Regions from separate parts of the Homo sapiens genome. Here region 1 is linked to region 2. A link is an interaction called in ENCODE POLR2A ChIA-PET data of the cell type or tissue named here. Cell type or tissue: MCF 10A. All regions are shown on one strand. Links, peaks and the distances in the headings refer to the core of each region. The heading gives the core; the rest is flanking DNA.

What was found. ChIA-PET counts read pairs that join two places held together with the same protein. Peaks named below come from ENCODE experiments on the same cell type or tissue, not always from the same donor. Only the 100,000 strongest peaks of a DNase experiment are listed, where the experiment ranks them.
Region 1: POLR2A ChIA-PET joins it to region 2 with 5 read pairs; 2 of 35 experiments call an interaction of 5 or more read pairs at or near these places.

Annotation. Positions count from the first base shown.
Region 1 is chr15:74,624,029-74,629,400 of GRCh38, reverse strand. CLK3 (CDC like kinase 3) reads right to left here. Exons shown (of 13, transcript NM_001130028.2): 6 at 4,383-4,499; 7 at 3,433-3,599; 8 at 1,955-2,049; 9 at 1,733-1,862; 10 at 1,349-1,431; 11 at 718-797; 12 at 369-459. Among named protein-coding and RNA genes, the nearest start is that of CLK3, 11 kb to the right of the region's middle. RefSeq lists an enhancer at 1-76. In MCF 10A, for the core only: no CTCF peak of the experiment used is centred there; no DNase peak of the experiment used is centred there.
Region 2 is chr15:74,494,928-74,500,299 of GRCh38, reverse strand. LOC124903526 (a long non-coding RNA gene) reads right to left here and starts at 3,671. Exons shown (of 2, transcript XR_007064713.1): 1 at 3,245-3,671; 2 at 2,836-3,121. LOC102723714 (a long non-coding RNA gene) reads right to left here and starts at 1,466. Exons shown (of 2, transcript XR_007064712.1): 1 at 1,433-1,466. In MCF 10A, for the core only: no CTCF peak of the experiment used is centred there; a DNase peak (open chromatin) is centred at 2,549.

The DNA.
Region 1 (5,372 bases), core at 241-5,240, 130 kb before region 2:
CAGTTGACAGAGGCTTCCTGGCCATGTCTAGGTCTTCCCTCCCCCTCACCTCAGTCCTGCCTAGTTCTTCCCAAAATTTCGAGGAGAGAGAGGGACAGGAAGCAGCAGGGCTTCTGACATCTGGCTCTTCTGGTGTTCCCCAATTACATTCATAGCCACCCTATGGGGAAGGGGTAGGGCTAAGGGCCCCTCTGGGGCAGTTTGCAAGAAGCCCCATTGCCAGCACCCAGCAGTCTTGGGTGCCGCCTCCCATAGAGCTGGATCAAGGAGGCAGCCTTTAGCGGCCTGGCCTGTCTCTGCTGTATGTCTGCCCAGTGCCTGGGGTCTCTCCTTGGCATGAGTTCAGCTGGGGGTAGCCAGAAACTGACCTTCAGAGGTTTGCAGTTCTCCTTCACATACCGGCCGTCAGAGCTGTTCTCATCCCAAACTAGGCCCCCTTTGTAGAAATATTTCTGCTTCCTGAAAATTAAGGGGGTGGAGTCAAGTGTGGGAGTAGTAAGGGGACAAGCCTCTGGTGGGAGGTGGGGAAGAGCAGCTCCCAAGACAGCAGCAGAACCAGGGCAACAGGTCTGCAGGGGCACACAGGGAAGGCTTTTAGGAGCCTGCGGAACCATGGACTGTCCAGCAAAGACTCACCACATCCAGTACCCTGCTGACCCACAGCCAAGAAGAGAAAGGCCTCTATACCAACCCTGAGGGGGCTACTGGGGTCCTTACCTGGTACGGTGGATCATGTGTGATGGGATGGGCCCTAGGATCTTCTCCATCATCACCAGGTGCTCTCGGTTTTCGTGGGTCTGTGGAAGATTAGGGACAGTGCAAGGGGGTCAGTACTAGCTCTGGCCCCTTCAAGGAGAAAAAGGAACAAGAAAGATGGGCAAGTGCCCTCACTGCCCCAGGACATGCAAACCTACCAATGAAGCGGCAGCCCCAGCTTCTCCTGCCAGCCTGTGCCTAGGCTCCTCAGCCCTTGTGGGTGGAGGTGGACTGGGCTGTGACTACATTTCTCTCTGGTTAGCTCTTCACTCCCTGCCCAGAACATGCCCTGTCCCAGCCCATCCCGATGCCTTTAGTCATCTGTGCCCCTTATCTAGAAGGTCAGGTCACCTCCTACCCCATCCTCCATCCTCGATGGCCTAGCATAAGACTCCTCTGAGTGTTCCAGCTACCCTGACCTCTGCCTTCCCTTTAGCATCTACATCCTTAAAGGGTCTGAATCTCACATGATGATTAGTGGGAGGAGGAAGACACCTGTCTTCTCATCCATGTGGGGCTTCCCACCCCAGTGGCCTGCAGCCTATCACAGTAGCAGTACTCAGGGTAGGGGACCAATGCAGGGTGGCTGTACCTGGAAGAGTGTGAAGCCCCGGTAGTACTCAAAGAGAATGCAGCCAATGCTCCAGACGTCACAGGGCTGTGCCCAGCCCAGCTCTGCAAGCCAAGATGGGGAGAGGCTGTGAGATCCGGCCTTATGCTTCCAGCCTGGAAGTCACAAGGCAGCCACCACACCGGCTGGCAGGACTCTTGCCCAAATCCCAGTACGAGGCCCTCTCTCAGTAAGGCTGACAGATAAAGCCAGGTCAGTCACCTGTGTCTCATGACACTGGCCCCTTGGTCTGAGAAACTCTGCCTGCCCTGGGTGGCAGAGAATGACAGGCATGCCACTGCCTCTGCTCATACCCTCCCAACAACAGTCCAGTATGACAAGGTCACAGGCCATACAGTCACTCACCAAGGATCACCTCAGGCGGGCGATAGTGACGGGTGGCCACAATGGTGGTGTGGTGCTCATGGTCAAATGTGGCACTGCCAAAGTCAGCCACTCGGATGCTGGTGTTCTTCACTGACTTCTCCTCACAGCTCTGAAAGGCAAGGCAGGCCTGCCAGGTCAGGAGTCTGCACCAGCGGGTAACCCACCCCTGAAACAGGGCCTCACCCTTACCCCCACCAATACCTTGTGCTCATTGTAGAGGGTTTCAAACTCAGAATTCACAAACAGGATGTTCTCTGGTTTCAAGTCTGTATGGGTCAGCTGATTCTCATGCAGAACTAAGGTAGCAGGGAAAGAAGGGGAAGTAGGCACTGAGAAGCTGGCTCTCCTGCCAGCTCTAGGCCAGACCCCTCTTCCAATGCCAGCAACTGCCAGAGGTCCTCACACCCCCACCTCAGCAGGGAGCTGGACTACAGCCTGCCTCTGTGCTGGCCTCCCTCTCAAGGGTTCTCTGTACTTGAGGCCTTGGAGGGTTCTGATACTTTAGCAGGGGGGTAGGAAAGAAATTTGCCATTCGAAAAACCTCCCTCCACCTCTCCTCTGCAGAGACCAGGCCTCCTCACCTGTCTCTCAGCAGAGCTACAGCAACAGCCTCGAGGTGGTTCCCTCTTCCCTGCACCAGCTACATAATTTGCAGGGCCCTTTGCAAAATGAAAATGCAGGTCCCCTGTTCAAGTTACTAAGAATATTAAGGTGGTGGCAAAAGGACATTAAATCAAGCACAGGGTCCTGTGCGACTGAGTGCACAGGTCGCATACCCAGGAAGACAGCCCCGCCTCTCATTGCTAGTCATAAGCAGGCAAGCCTTTCCCCTCCAGCCCCTTCTGACAGTGGCTTCTTGCTAGTAGTCACTTTTCAGCTCAAGGATCCCATCTGGCACTCAAGACCCTCACAACTATGTGGCCCACCACTCCCCAGTGGCAGTCTACTCCACTGGAGCCAATTCTCAGCCCGTTAACAGGCTCCAGGCCTCACCAAGCTGTTCCCCTTGCTTGGAATCCTTGTCCCTGTCCCATCTTGCAGATCCTGTGGGAGGAGGAAGACACCTGTCTTCTCATCCATGTGGGGCTTCCCACCCCAGTGGCCTGCAGCCTATCACAGTAGCAGTGCTCAGGGTAGGGGAGCGATGCGGGGTGACCTTGAGCGATTCTAGCTCAACGCCTACCAACTTCACCAAGGAGCCTTTCTGTACTGCTGCAACCATTGCAAATCCTACTGCGCTGAGCCCTGGCACTGCCAAATAATGCTTTTCCAGGCTGGCAGGGAGATGACAAGTCAGGGTTAGACCGAGGGTCTCCATGTGGGCAGGACCTGTGGTGCTATCTGTCAGGTCAGGCTTCTACCTTTTTATCCCATGCATGAAGCAGGGAGGCAGGGTTGGTGGTTAGGCCAATTCCAGAGCAGTTCGTTTCTGTTTTCTTCCTGAGTGCCTGGGGGTAGAGAGGCTGGTCCAGGAGGTCCCTGGAGGGAGCCCTAGCCTTTCCATCCTCACACTGAGATTCCCACCCAAAGACAGGCCTTTCCGCCAAAGGGGATCTGGTGTCCCTCAGGCCCAGGAGAATGGTTAGTAACGTGCTGGAATGAATGGGGACAACAAGTAACCAGATGACTTGGCTGCAGGCATGTGGCTGCCCATGCTTCTTTTGAGGGTGGACACTTACATCTAAGGGCGTGGCAGAGCTGGTAGGCCATGTGCCGGACATGTGGTAGGGGGTAAGGCTGGAAGTTATTCTCCTTCAGGAACTCAAAGGTGTTCTTGCCCAGGAGCTCAAAGGCGATGCACATGTGACCGTGGAAGTTGAACCAGTCAGACATCAAGACACACAGGCTGGAGGAGGAGGATGGGCAGGGCTCAGGCTGTGTGCTGGGGGCCTGCCTCACCCCCTCTCTCAGATGAAGACAGTTCCCAACTCTCTCCTAGGCCACCGGGTCACACACCAGAATGCAGATACACACAGTGCAAGAGAAATCAGAGCAAGAGCACCTCTCCCCACCAGCCATCACCCAATACCCAGATGAGCTCTGGGCAAGGACTAAGCTTCCTGCGGGGGGTAGGGGAGATGTCCACGGTTCTGGTCCAAGCCCTCCGAGCTTCCCTACTTATGATATGGAAGCAGCCCTGCCTCAGAGTTGCTGAGGGAGAGATGGAAAGTGCTAGTGCACTCCGCAGGACTGGTGCTGCTTTTCTCCACTTGCTCACTCTGCTGAGCTTCGTGAGGGTCTGTGCTGGATTCACCCATCTGCCCAGGCTCAGCACAGTGCGTGGAGGAGAGTGCTCAGTGTGTCTGCCACAGAAAGGCCCTCCTTTGGGTATCTCCTACTATGTGAGAGCCCCAACTTCATGTTTTTATCTTGTTTTATGCCCAGCATAACCCAGTGAGCTCCCCAATTCACAAAACGCAGGGCTGGGAGGCCTTCCTCAGGACACAGAGACAGCTGGGGTGAAGACTGGACTGCAGTCTAAAGGCTTCCAGCAAGACCTTTGCCACACTCCCCTGGTTCTGAGTGTGGGGAGAAGGCACAGTGCGGATGGGTGAAGGCACACTACTAAGCCCCTGGGGGTCCAGCAGCCCCACTGAAGGCTTCCCTCCCACTCCTTGCAGATACTCACAACTTGTTTTCTTTGTCCTTCTCCTTGATTTTTTTGAGCACGTTGATTTCTAGCCGGGCAGCCTCCCGGTACTTGCCCACGTTGCGGATGATCTTCAGGGCAACCTGAGACTTCCCTCTGGTACCCGGGAAGGAAACAGAGGTTCTCATCAGCAGCTGCCCAGTCCTTCCCCAACCCTCCACCCCAACCCAGCAACTCCCAACAAACACCACTCCAGGAGCAGCCGGCACTGAAGAGAGCAGATACTGGATGCCCAGCCTGCCCCATGCAACACCAGACCTTTGCCCACCCAACAGCAAGCTCCCTGAGATCTGTGAGTTAATGCTCTTAGCATCCTTGCCATCCTTAGGCTTTTATGTTCTCAGCCACTGCCAGCTCCCAAAGGAGTGTGGGAGAGTAGAGGCCAATCCTGCTTAACCAGTGCCAGTCCAAGAGCTCACACAGTGACCTAACCTATAGGCCAGGCAGCCCCAACCCTGGCCAGGCTGTCCCACCGAGAACCCTCCTGCGGCGCCTCTTGACCTTCCTGAGCTTGTCTGCAAGTCTGAGCAAACAGGGATGGGGGTTCCAGGATCGAGTAAAGATCTGGCAAGAGGTAGGGGTACCAGCAAGGGTACCTCTCACTGTGAGGCCCAGGGCCACTCCCTTTACCACACCCCTCTCCAGCCGCACCTACCTGCCACAGTGTTTATCAGTGACCACAAAATGCCAGGAACCCTTCTTAAGTGTCCAAAGAAGGTTTTAACAGTCCCTGCTCTGTGCCTCCCACCCCCAACCTCACCCCAGGAGGCCATCTGCAGGGAGCCAGCAGAGAAGGAAACCTGCTGAGGCTCAACTGCCAGGCCCTGTCAGGAAAGGACAGCTAGAATTCAGATGCCCAGTGGGGAACGAGACAGTCCTAGCCTGGAAGGGCGTGTCCTCTGAGGCCTCAGGGAGGCTGACTGTGGTGCCTAAGGCTCACAGGCCCAGGATAAAGGGACCTTCTAGAGA
Region 2 (5,372 bases), core at 138-5,137:
AATGGCGCAATCTCAGTTCACTGCAACCTCTGCCTCCCGGGTTCAAACAACTTTCCTGCCTCAGCCTCTCGAGTAGCTGGGATTACAGGCACGTGCCACCATGCCCAGATAATTTTTGTATTTTTAGTAGAGACGGGATTTCACCATGTTGGCCAGGCTGGTCTCGAACTCCTGACCTTGTGATCCGCCTGCCTCGGCCTCCCAAAGTGCCGGGATTTCAGGTGTGAGCCACTGCGCCCGGCAGGAATCTCTCTTTCAAAATACAAGATTTAACATCCTGGCAAGGACAATAGGAGATGGTACAATCTTACTACCAGGATGGATCCTAGAAGCATGGAAAAAGTGATGACCTATGCCAAAGAAAGCTTACATGCCGGAATTGCTATGGCAGATAGTGATGGTAGAATGAAAAGACTCAGGGAAATAGGTGTGCCAGAATGGATAGACTATAGGTAACCAGAAGATCTCCTAGCTAATTATGCCTCATGAGAAGGCCCAGAGAACACGTTTTCATCTGTTTTCTGTTGCTCTCACTGCATAGCACAGACTGGGTAGTTTATAAGAAGTTTACTGAGTTCATGGTTCTGGAGGCTGGGAAGCCCAAGAGCCTGAAGTCAGGATCTGGTGAGATCCTTCTTGCTGTGTCATAACATAGCAGAGAACATCACATGGTGAGAGGGCAACCAGAAAGATTCTGGTTACTCTTGCTTGCTTTTATAACAAAGCCATTCCCATGATAGAGCTTGCTTTTATAACAAAAAAACAAAGCTTGTTTTTATTGCAAAGCCATTCCCGTGATAACGAACCTACTCCCATGATAATGACATTACTCCATTCAAGAGGGCAGAACTCTCATTACTCCATATATTCATTCATGAGGGCAGAACTGACATTAATCCATTTATGAGGGGAGAACAATTAAGTTTCTAACACACAGATTTTTAGGGGCCACATTCAAACCATAACAACACACTACTTATCAAGGCCGTGAAGAATTTGCTGCCCGGCATGGTGGCTCACACCTGTAATCCTAGCACTTTGGAAGTCCGAGGTGGGTGGATCACTTGAGGTCAGGAGTTTGAGACCAGCCTGGCCAACATGGTGAAACCCTGTCTCTCCAAAAAAATATAAAAATTAGGCCGGGCGTGGTGGCTCACGCCTATAATCCCAGCACTTTGGGAGGCCAAAGTGGGTGGATCACTTGAGGTCAGGAGTTCGAGACCAGCCTGGCCAACATGGTGAAACCCCGTCTCTACTAAAAAATAGAAAAATTGGCCGGGCGCAGTGTCTCACGTCTATAATCCCAGCACTTTGGGAGGCCGAGGCGGGCGGATCAAGAGGTCAGGAGATCGAGACCATCCTGGCTAACACGGTGAAACCCCGTCTCTACTAAAAAAAATACAAAAAATTAGCTGGGCGTGGTAGCGGGCACCTGTAGTCCCAGCTACTTGGGAGGCTGAGGCAGGAGAATGGCGTGAACCCAGGAGGTGGAGCTTGCAGTGAGCCAAGATTGTGCCACTGCACTCCAGCCTGGGAGACAGAGCGAGACTCCTTCTCAAAAAAAAAAAAAAAAAAAAAAGAAAAATACAAAAATTAGCCAGGCATGGTGGTGTATACCTGTAATTCCAGCTACTTGGAAGACTGAGGCAGAATCGCTTGAACCCAGGCAGCGGAGGTTGTAGTGAGCCGAGATTGTGCCACTGCACTCCAGCCTGGGTGACAGAGCGAGACTCTATCTCAAAAAAAAAAAAAAAAAAAAAGGGCTGGGTTTGGTGGCTCATGCCTGTAATCCCAGCACTTTGGGAGGCCAAGGCGGGTGAAACACCTGAGGTCAGGAGTTCGAGATTAGCCTGACCAACATGGTGAAACCCCATCTCTACTAAAAATACAAAAATTAGCTGGGTGTGGTGGTGCATGCCTGTAATCTCAGCTACTTGAGAGGTTGAGGCAGGAGAATCACTTGAACCCGGGAGGCGGAGGTTGCAGTGAGCCAAAATTTTGCCATTGCACTACAGCCTGGGCAACAGCGAGACTCTGTCTCAAAAAAAAAAAAAAAAAAAAATATATATATATATATATATATACACACACACACACACATATATATACACACACACACACACACACAAAATTAGCTGGGTGTGGTGGCAGGTGCCTGTAATCCCAGCTACTCGAGAGGCTGAGGTTCGAGAATTGTTTGAACCTGGGAGGCGGAGGTTGCAGTGAGCCAAGATCGTGCCACTGCACTCCAGCCTGAGTGACAGAGCAAGACTCTGACTCAAAAAAAAAAAGAAAGAATTTGCTGGTGAGAGGCTCACCAGAATAAAAAGTACTAAAAAGATAAGTACTCGCTCTCCTCTGTAGGCTAGGACTGATAATAGAAGAGACTAGTACAGAACTTGACTTACTGATAGCAATGAGGATAATGGGACACTGAAACAAACAAACAAACAAAAGTCCAGATGGCAGTGCTTAACTTCCGGAAGCTAGGCAATGGCAATTATCATCATGGCTGGTGAGGTTTGAGTGGCAGCCAGGAACACCTGGCCAACAGAGAGTTATGGAGATGACTAATAAAGCAAAATGTCCCTAGGGGCAAATTAGATGGGCAATTGTTAAGGGTACTACTCAGCTTGTACTAGCAGAAGAAATTAAGGAAAGATGACTAGAAGACTGAAGGCCATAGCCCAAGAAAAATTCACAATCCCTTTCCTAGTGTTCAGACTAGAGCCAGCTTGAGACTTGGAATCCCATGATTAAAGAGGTGGCTGGGTCCCTAGGAGGAAGGACCCTCAATACTATAACAAGAATATGTGATAATGATCCCCTCAGTTCTTTCTCAAAAAGACCAATGGCCATTTATTTGGGTAACTGTGCACCTGGGAAAGAAAAATACCTAGACATATCAGGGTCTGTTGGATGTAGGGTCTGTGATGACAATGATGCTCGAGGCCTGAAGCACCATCATAACCTCTCCTTGTTAGAGTGCAGGAAGCACATGGGGCCAGGTTGTAAGTGAAATCCTGTCTTGGGCCTGGCTTACAGTACAGCCATTGGGTCCTTGGAGCCACTCAGTGGTCATTTCCCAGTCTCTGAGTTCATAACCAGGATTGGTTTACTCCTGGGGGACAACAAAGAAAAGTGTTGAGAGTAGGTACAGCAGAAATTAGTTCCATCCTTAGGATATAAAGGATACAGGGATGGTGGTTTCTATCATGTATCTGTTTAATTCACCACTCTTGACCTTATAGAAACCAGATGATCCTGGAAGGTGACTGTAGACTGCCATGAGTTCAACCAAGTACTATAGCCCCGATTACAGCCATTATGTAAGATGTAGTATCTTTGCTACAGCAGATTACTTTGGCCTCGGGAACATATTATACAACCACTGATTTGGCAAATGTGTTCTTTTTTATCCTAATCAGAAAAAGAAAAAGAGTCAGAAAAAAGTTTGCATTTACATGGAATGGGCAACAATATACATGTGAGGTTTTCCTCCCAGGGCTATGCCTTCCACTCTATGTAAAATACAGTCTGAAGAGATTTGGACTATCTCAACCTTGTCCAACCCACGGCTTGCAGGCTGTACATGGCACAGGAGAGCTTTGAAACTTTCTTAAAACATTATAATTTTTTTTTTTTTTTGAGACAGAGTCTTGCTCTGTCACCCAGGCTGGAGTGCAGTAGTGTAATCTCAGCTTACTGCAACTTCCGCCTCCCAGCTTCAAGCGATTCTCCTGCCTCAGCCTCCCGAGTAGCTGGGATTACAGGCGCCCGTCACCATGCCCAGCTAATTTCTGTATTTTTAGTAGAGACGGGGTTTTGCAATGTTGGCCAGGCCAGTCTCAAACTCCTGACCTCAAGTGATCTGCTCACTTTGGCCTCCCAAAGTGCTGGGATTACAGGCGTGAGCCACTGCGTCTAGCCTTTTTTGTGATTTATTTTTTGGCTCATCAGCTATCGTTCGTGTTAGTGTATTTTATGTGTGGCCCAAGACAATTCTTCTTCCAATGTGGCCCAGGGAAGCCAAAAGATTGTACACCTCTGAACTATCTGGACATACTTTAGAGTTTCATGCTGATCCATTGCATTGATGACAATATGTTAATGAGCCAGATGAACAAGAGATGGATAATACACTGAAGGCCTTGGTAAATAAGACAGGCACTTCAGAGGGCACTCTGTGAAGATTCAGGGACCTTCTACATCTATAAATTTTTTTTTTTTTTGAGACAGAGTCTCACTCTGTTGCCCAGGCTGGAGTGTACTGGTGTGATCTCGGCTCAGTGCAAGCTCCCACTCCCGGGTTCACGCCATTCTCCTGCCTCAGCATCCCGAGTAGCTTGGACTACAGGCACCCGCCAGCACGCCCGGCTATTTTTTTGTATTTTTAGTAGAGACGGGGTTTCACTGTGTTAGCCAGGATGGTCTCGATCTCCTGACCTCGTGATCCGCCCGCCTCAGCCTCCCAAAGTGCTGGGATTACAGGTGTGAACCACCGCGCCCAGCAAAATTTTTATTTTTTTATTTTTTTGAGATGGAGTCTCGCTCTGTCACCCAGGCTGGAGTGCAGTGGCACGATCTTGCTCACTGCAACCTCTGCCTCCCAGCTCCTGCCTCAGCCTCCCGAGTAGCTGGCATTACAGGCACCCATCACCATGCCCAGCTAATTTTAATATTTTTAGTAGAGATGGGGGTTTTGCTGTGTTGGCCAGGCTGGTCTCAAACTCCTGACCTCAGGTGATCTGCTCACCTCGGCCTCCCAAAGTGATGAGATAATAGGCATGAGCCACTGCGCCAAGCCCCAACATCCCTAAAATTTTTAGGAGTACAGTTGTCAGGGGCATGTTGGGATATCCTCTTCAAAGTAAAAGACAAATTATTGCATTTTATGCCTTCTCCCACAAAAAAGGAAGCGCAACACCTGGTGGATCTCTTCAGATTCTAGAGTCAGCATATTCTACACCTAAGGATGCTGCTGTAGTCTATATACCAGGTGTCACGAAAGACTGGAAGCTTTGAGCAAGGCCTAAAGCGGGCCCAGAGCATGACAGAGCTTTGCAGTAGATACAGGCTACAGTGTAAACAGTCCTACTCCTAGGACAATACAATTCAGCATATCCTATGGTGCTGCAGATTATCAGAAGTGGGAGAAGATGCTATGTATAATTTGTGTCAAGCTTTGGAAGTGGCACTGGGGCTCTGGAGCAAGACCCTACCATCTGCAGTGAAGATTTAAACATGCTGTTGAAAAACAACTCCGGGCCAGGTGTGGTGGCTCATGCCTGTAATCCCAGCACTTTGGGAGGCCGAGGTGGGTGGATCACTTGAGGTCAGGAGTTCGAGACCAGCCTGGCCAACATGGTGAA